Regions from separate parts of the Homo sapiens genome. Here regions 1, 2 and 3 are each linked to region 4. The links are chromatin contacts, found by Hi-C or POLR2A ChIA-PET in ENCODE. All regions are on one chromosome and are shown on one strand. The core of a region is the stretch at or near the end of the contact, and the rest is flanking DNA. Distances in the headings are between cores, read along the strand shown. Region 1 holds the start of ERGIC2 (ERGIC and golgi 2). Region 2 holds the start of LDHB (lactate dehydrogenase B). Region 3 has its middle 46 kb from the start of FAR2. Region 4 holds the start of IRAG2 (inositol 1,4,5-triphosphate receptor associated 2).

What was found. A loop is a pair of places that touch in the nucleus more often than their neighbours do. ChIA-PET counts read pairs that join two places held with the same protein, here RNA polymerase II (POLR2A). Pooled maps may share reads with other maps.
Region 1: a loop to region 4 is called in a map of CD8-positive, alpha-beta T cell, with 17 times the contacts of the local background. The contact joins the promoter of ERGIC2 here to the promoter of IRAG2 in region 4. A Hi-C loop is called at or near these places in 2 of 168 maps with a recorded cell type or tissue (CD8-positive, alpha-beta T cell and naive thymus-derived CD4-positive, alpha-beta T cell), 1 of 37 single-sample maps with no recorded cell type and 6 of 50 pooled maps.
Region 2: a map of naive thymus-derived CD4-positive, alpha-beta T cell shows a loop between it and region 4 (9-fold over the local background). The contact joins the promoter of LDHB here to the promoter of IRAG2 in region 4. A Hi-C loop is called at or near these places in 1 of 168 maps with a recorded cell type or tissue (naive thymus-derived CD4-positive, alpha-beta T cell), 1 of 37 single-sample maps with no recorded cell type and 7 of 50 pooled maps. POLR2A ChIA-PET finds 5 or more read pairs at or near these places in 1 of 52 experiments (T-cell).
Region 3: a loop to region 4 is called in a pooled map, with 12 times the contacts of the local background. The contact joins the enhancer-like site here to the promoter of IRAG2 in region 4. A Hi-C loop is called at or near these places in 6 of 50 pooled maps. POLR2A ChIA-PET finds 5 or more read pairs at or near these places in 2 of 52 experiments (GM12878 and activated CD4-positive, alpha-beta T cell).

What each region holds. Positions count from the first base shown.
Region 1 is chr12:29,379,784-29,383,086 of GRCh38, reverse strand. It overlaps ERGIC2 (ERGIC and golgi 2), which reads left to right and starts at 1,915. Exons shown (of 14, transcript NM_016570.3): 1 at 1,915-1,972. RefSeq lists an enhancer at 2,183-2,352.
Region 2 is chr12:21,655,820-21,659,441 of GRCh38, reverse strand. LDHB (lactate dehydrogenase B) reads left to right here and starts at 1,600. Exons shown (of 8, transcript NM_002300.8): 1 at 1,600-1,691. RefSeq lists enhancers at 1,119-1,298, 1,173-1,701, 1,679-1,928, 1,959-2,048.
Region 3 is chr12:29,101,769-29,105,235 of GRCh38, reverse strand. No RefSeq gene overlaps it. Among named protein-coding and RNA genes, the nearest start is that of FAR2, 46 kb to the left of the region's middle. Within about 2 kb of position 1,540, at least 5 of the 41 ENCODE cell types and tissues checked have a DNase peak (open chromatin) inside an H3K27ac peak, as active enhancers do.
Region 4 is chr12:25,051,036-25,054,283 of GRCh38, reverse strand. It overlaps IRAG2 (inositol 1,4,5-triphosphate receptor associated 2), which reads right to left and starts at 1,578. Exons shown (of 22, transcript NM_001366544.2): 1 at 1,328-1,578. RefSeq lists enhancers at 1,704-2,073, 2,114-2,223.

The sequences.
Region 1 (3,303 bases), core at 666-3,165, 4.3 Mb before region 4:
TACAGGTTGTTATGGAACAATTATTAATCTCAGTCTAAAACCTATCTTATGCGGGTAATACATAATGGACTTTTTAAAGCAAATTGTTTTTCAGACATAACGCCACTGATAACACAAGATTAAGTATCTATCTCTTTTTAAAGATGATCCTGATAGGTACATAGATGTCCTACAGGGTCTAGGGCAAACCTTTGACCTCGCTTGCAGAGATGTCGTGCTACTGTTAGATCAAACCCTGGCCTTTAATGAAAAGAATGCGGCTTTAGCTGCAGCCCGAGAGTTTCAATCTTCAGGGGAAATTAAGTTCCCTCTTCACTGGGTAGATTAGAAAATGGTGAGTTGTTTTCTAAATAAGAAGGATCAAATTAGTCAGTTTTGCTACACTGGGAAATCCAACTCTCATGGGATAGTTGTTACCCTGAAAGTAGGTTATCCAGGAGATGAGGGATCAGATGTAACTAAGTGAACAACAGCCAGCCTCCATCCAAGCAAGAGCCCATATTCACAAAGAAGGAAGAGTTGCTGATGCCTTTACGGCAAAGATTAAAAAAAGGCATTTTAGATGTATATTAATTTACTTAATCCTCGTAACAACTCTGAGATATTATCATGCCCATTTTACAGATGAGCAAATGGAGACACAAAGAGATGAAATAATGTGGTCAAGGTTACATGCTAGTAAGTTGCTGATCTGGAATTCTAACCCAGGAAGTCCTGTCTCCAGTGTCTATGATTTCACCCACTACACTATACTTCTTAAGCATGTCAAGAAAGTGAGAACTTTAAATTGATTTAATTAGACTAACTCTGAAAGTCTGAAAATAAAATTGATTCATTGGAAACTTTTCATCAGTCCTTATTTTGGGGGATATTCAATTTAGTGAAATTTAGTATTTCAGTAAAGGTTAATTCACTACATAAAACAATGTGATTTTTTTCCTTTGAGGCACAGTTTAGTATTGTGATCAAGATTTCCCTGACTCTCCCAGCGGTCTGAATTTGGGTAAATCACTTCACTACCCCTTGACTCAAATTCCGTATTTATAAAACAGGTAAATACTGGTATTATCTTCTAAGAGTGTTGTGAGGATACGCAGATTTTTTAAAAAAGCAGTTAAAGCCTTTAAACAGTAATTATAAGCAGTTGTCATAATTATGCCGTTGTTAGACTTCTAGGTCAATGAATCAGAAAATTTAAATCTCAATGTTTGATTATAAAATCTGGTAACAGATGGGTGAAAAGGAACCTGGAATGGGTTTACTCTCCAGGAGTTCACATTTAACTTTTCTTTCCGAAGTTCCGTCTATTAACTCCTGTTCTATGAAGTGGTAGAAAAAGATGAGGTATTAATTTTCTTTCTTAACAAATATTTGAAGGCATAGTTGGTGTTGGCGAAGGGAGATGAGGAAGACATATGTGCTTTCTTATGATATTAAAACCTGGAAGACAATAAAAACGCTGATCAAATAATAAAAAGCGTTACCTATGGCGGAAAAGGAAGCTCAAATGTTCTTGTCAGGGGAAAACGACACAAAAACTGAAAGAGGGAAACAAAACAATTGCACAGGTGATATGCATTAGGGTTGTTAGGGATAATTTCTGCGCCCAAGGCTCTTATTAGTAATGAAATACGGTGTGAGGAGCTGAGATTCGTTCTGCAGTCTCAGTGTTAGTCGGAAAGTAACCCCTCCCTTCCCATAGAAACAGAACCGGACTGGCGGCGCGATTACACCTAAAACAAGTTGCAACCTCATTTCCCTGTAGGCACGCCTCTTTTATCTTAACCACGCCTCTTCATTCCCTAAGCACGTCGTAAGCAAAGGGAATATCGCGAGATCTGTACATTGTCTCTTTTCTGACGTTTTCAGCTGTGATAGTCGCTTTTGTTCTCGCGATATTTCCGGGTACGCGGGAGCCCCGGCGACCCGGGCTTCTGTGAAACATGGCGGTAGGCTGGGACCATAACACAAGGTAAAATACTGAAACACCGCTGGGTGCTGTTCCCTCGGTTGTTCCAGGGCTGTTTAGGGCGTAAATGCAATTGAGGGAACTGGGAGCCTGTCATGGGCTTGGCTTCCTGTCTTCATTGATCTCTAGAGAGCCGGTCGGACGGAGAAGCCGCTCCACCTCCCACGGGGGCGTTACTGGCAGGACCCTAGGCAACGATGCTACTGGGAGCTTCCCTTTGCCAGGTCCGGGTGCTTGTGTGCTATCCTGCAACTCGAAGGAGTTCAGGTGCTTCCTCGATCGCACCTGATTCTGACCCTTTGCTTGTCACAGTGCCCGGTTCCCAGGTGGTTTCTCCAGTCCGCAGGCGAGTAGGATCCCAATCGGTCGAGTCCCAGTCCTCCCGGATGTCAGACTCCCTACCCCCATTCAGACAAATGCCACATTCGTGGCAGCACGTTGCCCTCTGTCTCTTTAAGAGTCTTGGCCTTGCCCGGAAGGAGTTTCGCACAGTGCTTCGGAAAATGAGAAGGGGGCGGGGGAGGGCGAGATGCTGAGAGACAGGTTCGACTGTCACTACTTTTCCTCGGCGCAGGAAACCTTCCGAAGGCAACGTGTCAACTCGTGGTGGAGAATAGCCTTGTTTATCTGTAGTATATAGAGTTGACAGGTCATTGTTTGAGAAAACACGTTTAAATAACTTTTATATTTTAGTGCCCCCGAGACTTAAAGACAAAGTGGCATAATAGCTGTTAAAATGTTGCCAGACTGGTTTTCAGAAGCAATGAAAGTTACAGTTAAAAACAGGATTTATTCATTTGAAGTTGTAATTCAGTATTTCAGTTAATTGCCTAGCCTGATACATTGGACTCCAGTATACAGCAATTATAAAGAATGAGCCTGGCTTGTTCACTGAAAAAAGACATGGTTATTTACCTAATTTGTTTGTTGATATCTTTAAGTTGTTGTAATTATGCCAGTTCTAGTGGAAAACATGAGGAAAAAAATTCTGATTTTTTGGGAGGGTGGGGGTTGGCGGTGCAGGGATGGATAGAGAGAGGAGGATTTTTTTTTTTTTTTTAAATGATGGTGAACTTTAGTATACAGTTGCGTGTTATAATGGCTTCCTGGTACAAATCATAAAAATATATCAAGTTTGAAAGATCTCTCAAAGGAAATCAGGCCTAGTCTGGAACAACGAGAGTTAGGGAAACAACAACAACCACCCACACATTTTCTTTCTTTGGGGATTGATGATTTAAGTGAAAGAAATGGCTATTTTTTTTTTCTTTACCAGAAGTTACTTTTAGGCAGTCAGTGCCTGCTAAAAATCCTATTTAATAGTTTCCCAATAT
Region 2 (3,622 bases), core at 351-2,850, 3.4 Mb after region 4:
TATCTGACTTGCAAAGTAAGTGAAAAAGAAATCTAGGGTACCTTCTAGATAACTTGCTAGGCTGACTTGGCTATTCTTGCTTCAAACTTGGATTTAGGGTTAATGTAATACTTTTGAGATTATCCTCCAAGCTCTTTTCCTCACCATCACATTTTAATTTGTAATTGGACTGTATCTTCAGTCAAAGTCCCCACTAGCTGAATGATTTATGCTAGGAGAGTTTGAGGCTTATGAATTCTTCTCAACAAACCCTTCTCTTAGTGATTCTTTACTCTGAATTTTTATTGTACTTTAACCAAATTTCTATTGCCACTTATTGTAATTGAAATAGGTTGCCTACTTGTCTGTCTCCAATGGACTAGGAACACCTCAAAGGGCATAATCTTATATTTATGTTTTTTACCAATGCTTGGCACTGAGAATAAACTGAAGCAATAATTATAGAATTAGTGGTCATATACAAGAAATATGCATTTACAAAAAAAAACACTTCACATACAGGAAGTTTGTGAGATGGCTATATTTGAAAGCATTTTAATTATAAGAAAACAGAACTGAAGCCAGACTCTTCAGAATTCCTCCAATTTATCATTCATTCATTTATTCATCAATGCTATATTTAGGTACCAAGCACTGGCTGAGTGTTGAAGACAGAATGAATGACAACATCCAGCTTTGGAGTCGATTAGGGACTAAAAAAGAAAGTGCATCTCACTTAGTGGTCCCACATTTCCCCTAGAGGGCAAAGCCTGACCTTGAGACCAGGTGGAATTGTAGGGGAACTTCAGATGGCAGGGACAAAGCCTCATTGGTCTTGTCAGGCAACGAGTAAGCAATCATTGCGTGTTTGTTGAAACAGGTTGAAAAAAATAGTCATTTTCATCAAATGAACTTTAAAACGGAGATGATCTAAATTCAGATGTATTTTTTTAAGTCCTTTAAAGTTTAACTGAAATGCAACATAGAAATTTATTTCTGGCCGGGCGCGGTGGCTCAGGCCTGTAATCCCAGCACTTTGGGAGGCCGAGGCGGGCGGATCACGAGGTCAGGAGATCGAGACCATCCTGGCTAACACGGTGAAACCCCCCTCTCTACTAAAAATACAAAAAATTAGCCGGGCGAGGTGGCGGGCGCCTGTAGTCCCAGCTACTCGGGAGGCTGAGGCAGGAGAATGTCGTGAGCCCGGGAGGCGGAGCTTGCAGTGAGCCGAGATCGCGCCACTGCACTCCAGCCTGGGCGACAGAGTGAGACTCCGTCTCAAAATAAAAAAAAGAAGGAAAGAAATTTATTTCTATTTGTACTAAATCTAATAGAACAAGAGCGTTAAAGTCCAGAAGAGTCGGGGATGGGCAAGTTTTATAAATAACTTGGCCTCCGCATTGAAGAGCCTGCGAGATGTGAGACCAGCTGAGAGCGGAAGCCTCTGGAAGGAGACCTCCTCATCTGGAGGGTGGGGGAGGGAGTGTGCATACTTGAGCCCTTGTCCTTGAAGGGGATTGAGCGAGCCGAGGGGAGGGGTAGGCGGTACTCGGATTTCCAATCACAATGGAGAAACCTAAGAGGCTGCGGTGGTTGTGGGGCCCCGCCCCCTCCTCCCTCCTTGCAGAGCCGGCGCCGGAGGAGACGCACGCAGCTGACTTTGTCTTCTCCGCACGACTGTTACAGAGGTCTCCAGAGCCTTCTCTCTCCTGGTAGGTTTCGGCTCAGGACCCTGAATCCTGGCCCACAGGCAAGCCTGATGGGACGTGCGGGGTAGTACTTGTATGGGGAGACGCGGGAAGGAGGAAGAAGCACATCTGTCCTCCGCGGCCTTTAGCTCTGAGCATCCGGCCGCGGGCCCTGACTTTGCCGCTCAGTTTGGGGCGCAGGGGGGGCCGTGCCCTGGCGGAGGAGCAGAAGGCAGAGGGTAGCAGCTGCGGCTCAGCGGAGAGACTTGTTGCATTTGCAGCTAAAACCAGGCCCTACTTGTCCTTGGTGGGTTCATGGCGGCCACATCACCCCCACGGCCTGCTGGCGGGAGTCGGGACACGTGCCCGAGTAGCTGGGGGAGGGGGACGGAACCAGGTGGCCTATGAAGGCTGGACGATCTTTACCTCGAATATTTGAATATATTGCCACGGTAATAGAGAAATGCCCTTGCACTCGCTGGGATGAGGAGAAAGGCACCTAGATGACCAGCACGTTTGGCGCTGCACTTATTTTTACCCGGCTCTGACGGTCTTTCCAGGAGCCATGCGCCAGTTCTTTCCTGCAGGGCCTCTTTTCTGGATGCTTAGGGGCTTCGTTTACTTTACCAGCCTTGGGTGCTCCGAGTAAGGAAGTCCTAGACTTGTCCCCACAGACCTTACTCGGGGAGATCTCTAGCTTCTGCATGCCCTCGTGATCTGCTGTTCTTTGCTGCCGGTGCCCTGAGGAAAAGATGGTTTGTGCGCACCGCGAGCAGTACAAGCTGCAGTAAGGGCCTGGGGAATGGGGGGAGGGGAGGAATTCAAAAGCAAAACCTGAATTTTTAAAAGATTACGGTGAGAAAGATTCTGCAAAGAAGATCTTTGTTCCTGAAATTAAGGCGCTCCTTTATTTCTAATGATTTATATCCACAGCAGTGAGGAGACATAAGGGACCAAGACTCAGAGATTTTTACCGTTTGTCGTTCTTGTTCCTTACAGCCTGCACTCTGATGTTGGCACAGGCCTGTATATCATGCAGACCATTTTCTTCTCATTTCTTAAAACTCTTTTTAAGGAAAAATTGAAGAAAAGCACTTTCTCCAGAAATATCTGAAAGAAAATCTGGTTCGAGCCTTTAAATTGTACTTCCTGAAGTTTTCTAAATTAAAAGGTCTATCAGAACAACGAATCTGTATTTATATAGCCACTGTTTCTTCATTTTCATTTTCCACTGCTTCCTGGGCCCCCTGTATACCAAAACGGTCGTAAACAGACCATCTAACAACAATAAACTTAAGTGCAGAACAACTATTCATGTGTGTCGTCCTTCAAAAAGAGATGCAGCATTCTTTCTTCTGAGCCTGTTTAAAATGCAGGCCATGTCTGAATTTATTTCATTTTAAGGTCATCTATTTGTGGAGGCACTTGCACAACATTGCATCTTCTCTCTTTAACGTCCACTAGGAAACTGTAAATGTGATCTGTAAAGGCGAAAGAATCTCCTTTTAATTTATCCTTACAGATGGGAGGAAATATTTTTTGGAAAAAAAACTATAAGATAAAATAGTTGTTACACAGTTGTCTCCAAATTCAGATGCTTTATTCCAACTTTGAGTCCTGCTAACTCTTACTTTACGTATACAGTTAATAGACTAGACTTATTGCTTAGTCCATTGCAGATTAGAATTAAAAACTAGACTGGGAAGCTCTGGTACAGTTTGAGACAGGTATGGTGACCTCAGATGCGACATAAAAAGTAAAAAACAAGTGAAAATCATGGACATTACAATGGGCTACTACAATTATAAGTAATAATTGTGAAGAAAAGGCTTATTTGCCATCTGTATTCTCTGTTCAAGAAGACAGGGTGGTATATATTTAGTGTACTATAAATTGCCATGGAATTGATGTTTATTTCGATAAGTTTTGCTCTTTTTTTCAGTTATCTAGAAAAC
Region 3 (3,467 bases), core at 291-2,790, 4.1 Mb before region 4:
GATAAAGAAGAAGATAAGTAAACACTTCAGTTCTAAGAATTACTTTTATTTAACATAAATCAGGAGTTACTCATGTTAACAAGCTTAGAAGGTTATTTAGCAGGTTCCTTGGCAACAAACCTTTCAATGCATTTTAAAGTAATATCATAAATTCCATACTTGCTTGTTGAATGAATGAATTGAAATTGAAGTCAGGTAGGTTAATGTCAATAGGCATAATTTGGCCTCAACATCTACAAAGAGCTTAAAACAGCAGGGTTTTATTTTAAAAATTGCTTTCCTGTCTTTTAAGTAACCACAACAGTTCTATTATGGGCAGCCTTCTACCTGAGGAAACTGACACACTGAAGCAAGTGACTTAGTGAGACCAAAAAATAAATGAACAGTGTGAGGTCTGCAAAAGGGGAGACAGTGGCATTAGATCACACTTCATTGTAAAAATAATTGGAGGGAGAAATAATTCTGTATCTTACAAGACATGACTGTTTTGTTCTTTACCAGACTACTTCGAATTGAAACAGGAAGCCTGTTGTATTGAGATCTATGTCTTGGCAACTATGAGCAAAGCCATGGGTGTGAAATAAAACATGGGCATTTTCAATTCACATTTTTCTTAAAAAGTCATGATGCAATTGAAGGTTTTTAGTAACACTGATTCACTGCCTCGATCAACATGTTTCCTAACTCCTGGTTCTATTTTGAGACTAGATGGAACATTAATACACTTAACACGATTCTTTTAGGATCTGTCCCACCTACAGCAAACTGTTCAGGAGCTGAAAACACAAAAGAACCTTGGTAATGTCTCAGGAATTGCAGACCTCAAACTAGGCTCAGGTGAGAAGTGGAGCCACTGCGCTTCCCTCTTTCTACTCCTTGGTTTTCTTGGTAGCAAACCAAAAGCACCTAAAGTGATACATGGTAATGGAGAACCATCCAAAGGTAGGGCTAATAACTCGATCATTCTCCTAGCTCTCAGCACTGGCCTTCTTTCTTCATCATCCAAGATCTATACATAGTTAAAAGTGAGTGAGGTCTATCCTGCCTTTGAAGAACCCATAGTCTAGTGGGAGATGCTGACATTAGTATTATTACTGTAATATAGTGTCATAAATAAAATTCTAGGGGATATTCTGCTAGTGCAGAGGGGAAAGCATCAACCAATGAAGTGTAGAGGGCAAGGGAATGTTTGGTAAGAGAAGGATTCTTGGAGACAAATAGGAAATGTTTCCCTGATGGAAAGAGGCTTTGGTGTAGTGTGGGGAAGAACCATGCATGCAGAAAACAATAGCTTGTGTGATTCAGAAACAAGGTAAAAGACTGTGGAGTGTGTGTGAGGAGGCACAAGATGTTCCCTATGGTGACAATGTAAATGTGGGAAGGGGGAACTGAGGGATGTGAAGCAGGGGCCTGCACAGAGAGGCTCTTGGATGCTGTGCTAAGGATCTTAGATCTTATTCTGTAGAACATGGAGAAGCCTCGAAATGTGTGAGGCAGGAAATGACATGAGTAGGTTTCATTTTCGATAAACCGCAGTGGTAGCTGTGCATGGGATAAACTTGAGAGGAACAACCCTGAAAGCAAGAAACCGGTTAGAAATTTGGAGATATTGGTGATAATCACTGAGTTTCAGTTTCAATTTCATAACACTCATAAGAAAATATTGCAATGAGACAGCGTAAGGCATGGGGTTTGAAGCCAGAGGGCCTGGGTTTGAATTTGCCTGTGTTACTCCAGGCAAATCATTAAAGTCCAAGACTCATGTGTAGAGTCTTCCTTCATGTGTAGAATGGGAATAAAAATAAAGCTGTCTTATCAGTTAGTATGAAAATTAACAAGATGATCAATGCAAATTGCATAGCACAGTGCTTGGTATTATATAGCCCTTGATAAATATTAACCACTATCATCACATAATAAACAGCAAAATAAAGAAATGTAGTAAGAAATATCAATGAAATTTCTGAAAAATATAACCACTCATTCCAATCTAATACTGTAAAAAAATGATCGTTTTTATTCCAGCAAGGACTCAGGAAAAAAACCTATCAAAATGAAAACAGCAAAGGGAACTTAGTTGTTTTCTGCAAAAGAAATCCTGCCCTTGTTGACATGTACCCTGGTTTCCAAAATGCAAAGTTGTATAGTTTTCATGACCTTGTGTTAAGTTACACATAGGGAAAATGCAAAGTAGGTATCATTATTTCTGCAGTGTGTTAACTGATGATAAAAAATATTTGATGTAGTCAGTAGCTACAGATCCTATCAGTACTTGAAAGGCTTCACTGCCCAGAGTTGATGAATAAAACCGCAGTTCTTTTTGGCTGGCTTCATAAGATCTCACAGTATCTTTCCTTGACTGGCTGATGACAATGGAATGAAGTACAGGTGTGAGTTTCATTGTATTCAACCTATTTTTAACGTATTTAGTAGTTTTCTTTTTCTATCATTTTGATGTATTTAAATTTTGTAATTTTATTTGTTTGTTTTATATTTAAAAATTGATTTATTTGCAAATGTTTCAAAATATGGGAGTTTAAAACAACATTTAAAAACCCCCTCCACTTTACTACTCTATATTCTTCTACCCAACCTAGTGGTCTGTCCTAACCTTGAAGATGAGACCTGAGCAATTATAGGCTTCTTGATAGAATCAATCCCTTAGTCATTCTAAAGATGACTACGATTACAGGGCAAATTTTACCAGGAAGCACTTCTATTATTATTATGAAGATAACAGTTCTCTTTATCTTTAGCTCATCTGCAGTCTATTTGTAAACTATGCATTTAGCCAAAAGCACATAAAAATTGTTTCAAGGGAAAATACTCATTTTTATAAGCTAGTAGACTAAAACGATTTAAATCCATAGAAGAAGTAGAAAATAACTAGTCAGAAAAGACTTTTTATTTTTTGTGGGGAATTTTTGGATATCACGACAAATATAGTAGAAAACACTATTTTTTTTAATGAAGTGCCAAACACCAAACTATAAAACTCCCAGCAGACAGCAGAAAAACAGGTAGATTAACTACGGTTTGGCCATGAATTCTTAGATACTGCATGAAAAACACAATCCATTAAAGAAGAAATTAGTATACTAGATTTTTTAAATTAAAAACTGCTTTACATAGATAATGTTAAGAGAATAAAGCAAGCCACAGACTGGGGGAAAACCTTTGAAAAATACACATCTAGAAGAACTGGTATTCAAAATATGCAAAGAATTCTTAAAACTCAAAGGTAAGAAAGCAAACAACCCAATTAAAAATAAGCAAAATATCTCAACAGACAATCAAAGAAGATATCAAATGGCAAATGAGAAAATGCTCAGTATCATATGTCAGTAGGGATTTAAATTAAAACAACAACGAGATGCCACTATATAACTATTAGAATGGCAGATATCCAAAATACTGACAACACTAAATTCTGCTAAGGATGTGGAGTAATAGGCACTTTCATTCAT
Region 4 (3,248 bases), core at 329-2,828:
GTTCTAATCACAAGGGAACCTTCTCCAATGCCCTCTGAGCAGTAGTAAAATAACACACAGACTGTGTAATTTAAAGACTGCCTTACTAGCTTAACAGAGTGAATCAGAATATTGAAAACTGGCAAATTCAATAAAGGTTTAAAAATTATGACAATAATATGTTGAATAACCACTGCTATTTTAATGTTTTATTTATTTATTTGTTTGTAATTTTTGTAGAGACAGGGTTTCACCATGTTGTCCAGGCTGGTCTCAAACTCCTGGGCTCAAGCAATCTGCCCACCTCGGCCTCCCAAAATGCTGGGATTACAGGGGTGAGCCACTGTGTCCGGCAAACCATTGCTATTTTAAAACTAGACTATTTCTTAAACTCCTAAATAGCTTTCTCAGATAATAGTAGAAAGGGTACAATAAATCCAAAACAAACACAAGTCTGAAATTTTTCATCTCTAGCCTACCTTAAGCTTATATATTAAATATATAATTATTTATAATTATATAACAATTAACAAATAAACAATGTTTATTTCTCAAACCAAGTAACTTTCTATAAAAAGAATATTTATACTGCTAGAACAAGAAACTGGCTGAACAAAAGCAATTGTCTGATAAATGGCTAAATAAGTAAGGTTTATTTTTACCATATTAGGTTTCTAGAATGAAACAATTTTATAGCTAATCTGACATCTGTAATGTGACAACTGTCTTCTCACATAAATCTCTGGTAACTGTTTATATACTTTTGGGTAATACAGAAAAATGACAAATATTCCAATTTTTAAAATGCAAAATATGTATGTAGATGTATGTAGAGAATGCATTAAAACTTTAAAAGAATTTTCACACATTTGATATTTTGATATACACTGAATTCATAATTATTTTGCCCAACCCCCTAAAATTTCCAAAGAAAATAGACGAGCAAGGCCTTTTCTACCATATGAGAGGAAAAAAACTAGCTAATAAAATCAGAGTATAATATATAACAACTTGCAAGTTCAAATATACCATGCATACTAGATTTTTCTCCTTGTTTACTTTTAGAAATTTTGAGAAGTTTTAATTAATTTTAAAAGAAAAAAACAGCCACAGACAAAACCAGCTTATAATAAAAAGGCAAAAAGGGAAGTTAATGGTTAAACCCATGCATGCACCTAGCCACTCAGCAAACCTCTCTGAAAGCCCCACAATATTGCCTTCTCAAACCATTTCATTGTCATAAACTCAGGAATAATATCCTAGCTGTAATCTAGAAAAATGTCTGTAGTCCTATGCCCCGCCTGAGGGTGGACAAAAACTGGGTCATAAATGAATATTTGCTACTCACTCTTCAGTTTCCTTGTCTTCTGCTGAAGTGCCTGGCAAGTGTTCGATAATTCAGTATTTATAGTTTGAAGGTTCCGTTGTTCCGAAATTGCTTCCTCTAATTTATGCAGTAAAGACGTAGCTTTTTCACTGGCAGTGTGGGCTTCTCGATCTCGATCCTTACCCTGGACATGGATAGTTAGTGCTGGATTGTAGCAGTGTGGCCAGGAAAGAAAGCAATGGAGTGCTCACTCTTATGATGCAGGCAAAACTGAAAATGTGTTTTTCTTCTCAGGGAAGTGATAAGCCTCTCCTGAACTTCTGCAATTCTGTGTTTGCATGGGCTTGGTATGCCTGAGCTATTTCTACAGCGGTTAAAGTCCTGATATGTCAAGTTGCCTCTTTCTGCAGAGTCGCCTCTTTCATCAGCAGGCTGTTGATACCGCCTCTCTTACAACTCCCCCTTTACTTCCTCTGCTCACTGTTAGTCGCTAGGGACTGAACTTGCAGTTCCTCTTTGCTTTTTTTTTTTGTTTGTTGTTGTTGTTCCTCCTCCATTTTTATTTCATGGTTTGCAGGGCATCTGAGGAGATGTCCCCTGAATCTAATGTAGCCATGAGCCACCCTACCTGCTCCTCCACATCCTCCAGCCGTTGGCTGGTTTCTTGGAGCCTCTTCCTAAGGATGCCTTCCTGGTTGACAGCATCTTCCTGTAGTTGTTTAATGGCTTCTAGTTGTTTCTGACTGGAGTTAAAAAAAAAAAAAAAAAAAAAAGTCCAAACCGCAAGCTGTCAGTGACATTTCAACTAAGAGTCACCCTGTGAAATTATGACAAACTCAAACTTAACACCACTTCCTTAGAGATCAGAGGAAAAAGTGAAAGTATTTACATATAAATGCTTCACAAATATAAAATCTTAAGCAAAGCTTATTGGTCGCTTAGCCTGACACCCTCACTTTACAGATAAGGACTTCTAGTTTCATCTTTTACACTGGTGTGTTCAGTTCCCACCAGCTGCATTCATAGCACTTAGCATCAGTTGCCAGTTGCCAGTTACTCAGAAGATGGCTCTACAATGAGGTCAGGGTGACAGGTGCAACATTTACACATCACAGCTAGCTTTTACAGAAAAAGAAAGGAATGGGGTAAAGGTAGGGGGAGGGAAAAGAAAAGGAAAGAGAGCTTTGTTTCATGACCTTAGCCTTTCTCCTTAAGGGTTGTCAATCATAGTATAAACACGTGCCACGAGCACAGGAAGGACCGCCCCCAGGCACAGATGAAAGCTGGCGGTTGATATTTCTACTTTAGTCCTCTTTTTGCTGAAGCTTTTCTCCCCATCACCCTTCCCCACCACAGATCTCATGGTGCCATTACGTTACACCTCATTTGGATCCAATTCTAATCTCTAAAACATGTAAAAATGCACTTACTCTCTGTTAGCAGATGAGATTATTTAATGTGTGTTACATGCCAGTACCTCAATGATTATCTGGAAACAATCTGACTTGAATATGGACCTTAACTCAAAGTGGTGATAAATGTCGGGAGTTGCAAAACAGCAAGGAAGACATTGTCAGCCGTAGGCCTTGTGCATGCCTCTCAAACGTTAACATTTAGTCAGAATGCCACTGCACACTGGCACAAATCCAGCCCTGGTTACACGAAGGACCACATGAGAGGCAAGAATGGTCTCACAGAATGCTTACCATACTGGTAAACAAGCAAACAAAATCCTAAGCAAAAATAAAAACTGCCTACATCACCACACTTTCCACTGAGCGTCCTTCAATAGCTTATCGTTGTCTCTCTCACTCTCTTTTTCTCTCTTTTTCTTTAACTGTGGCAGGAACATTTAACAGGAGATTTACCCACTTAACAAATTTTTAAGTGTACAATACAGTATTATTAACTACAGGCATAATGTTGTACAGCAGATCTCTAG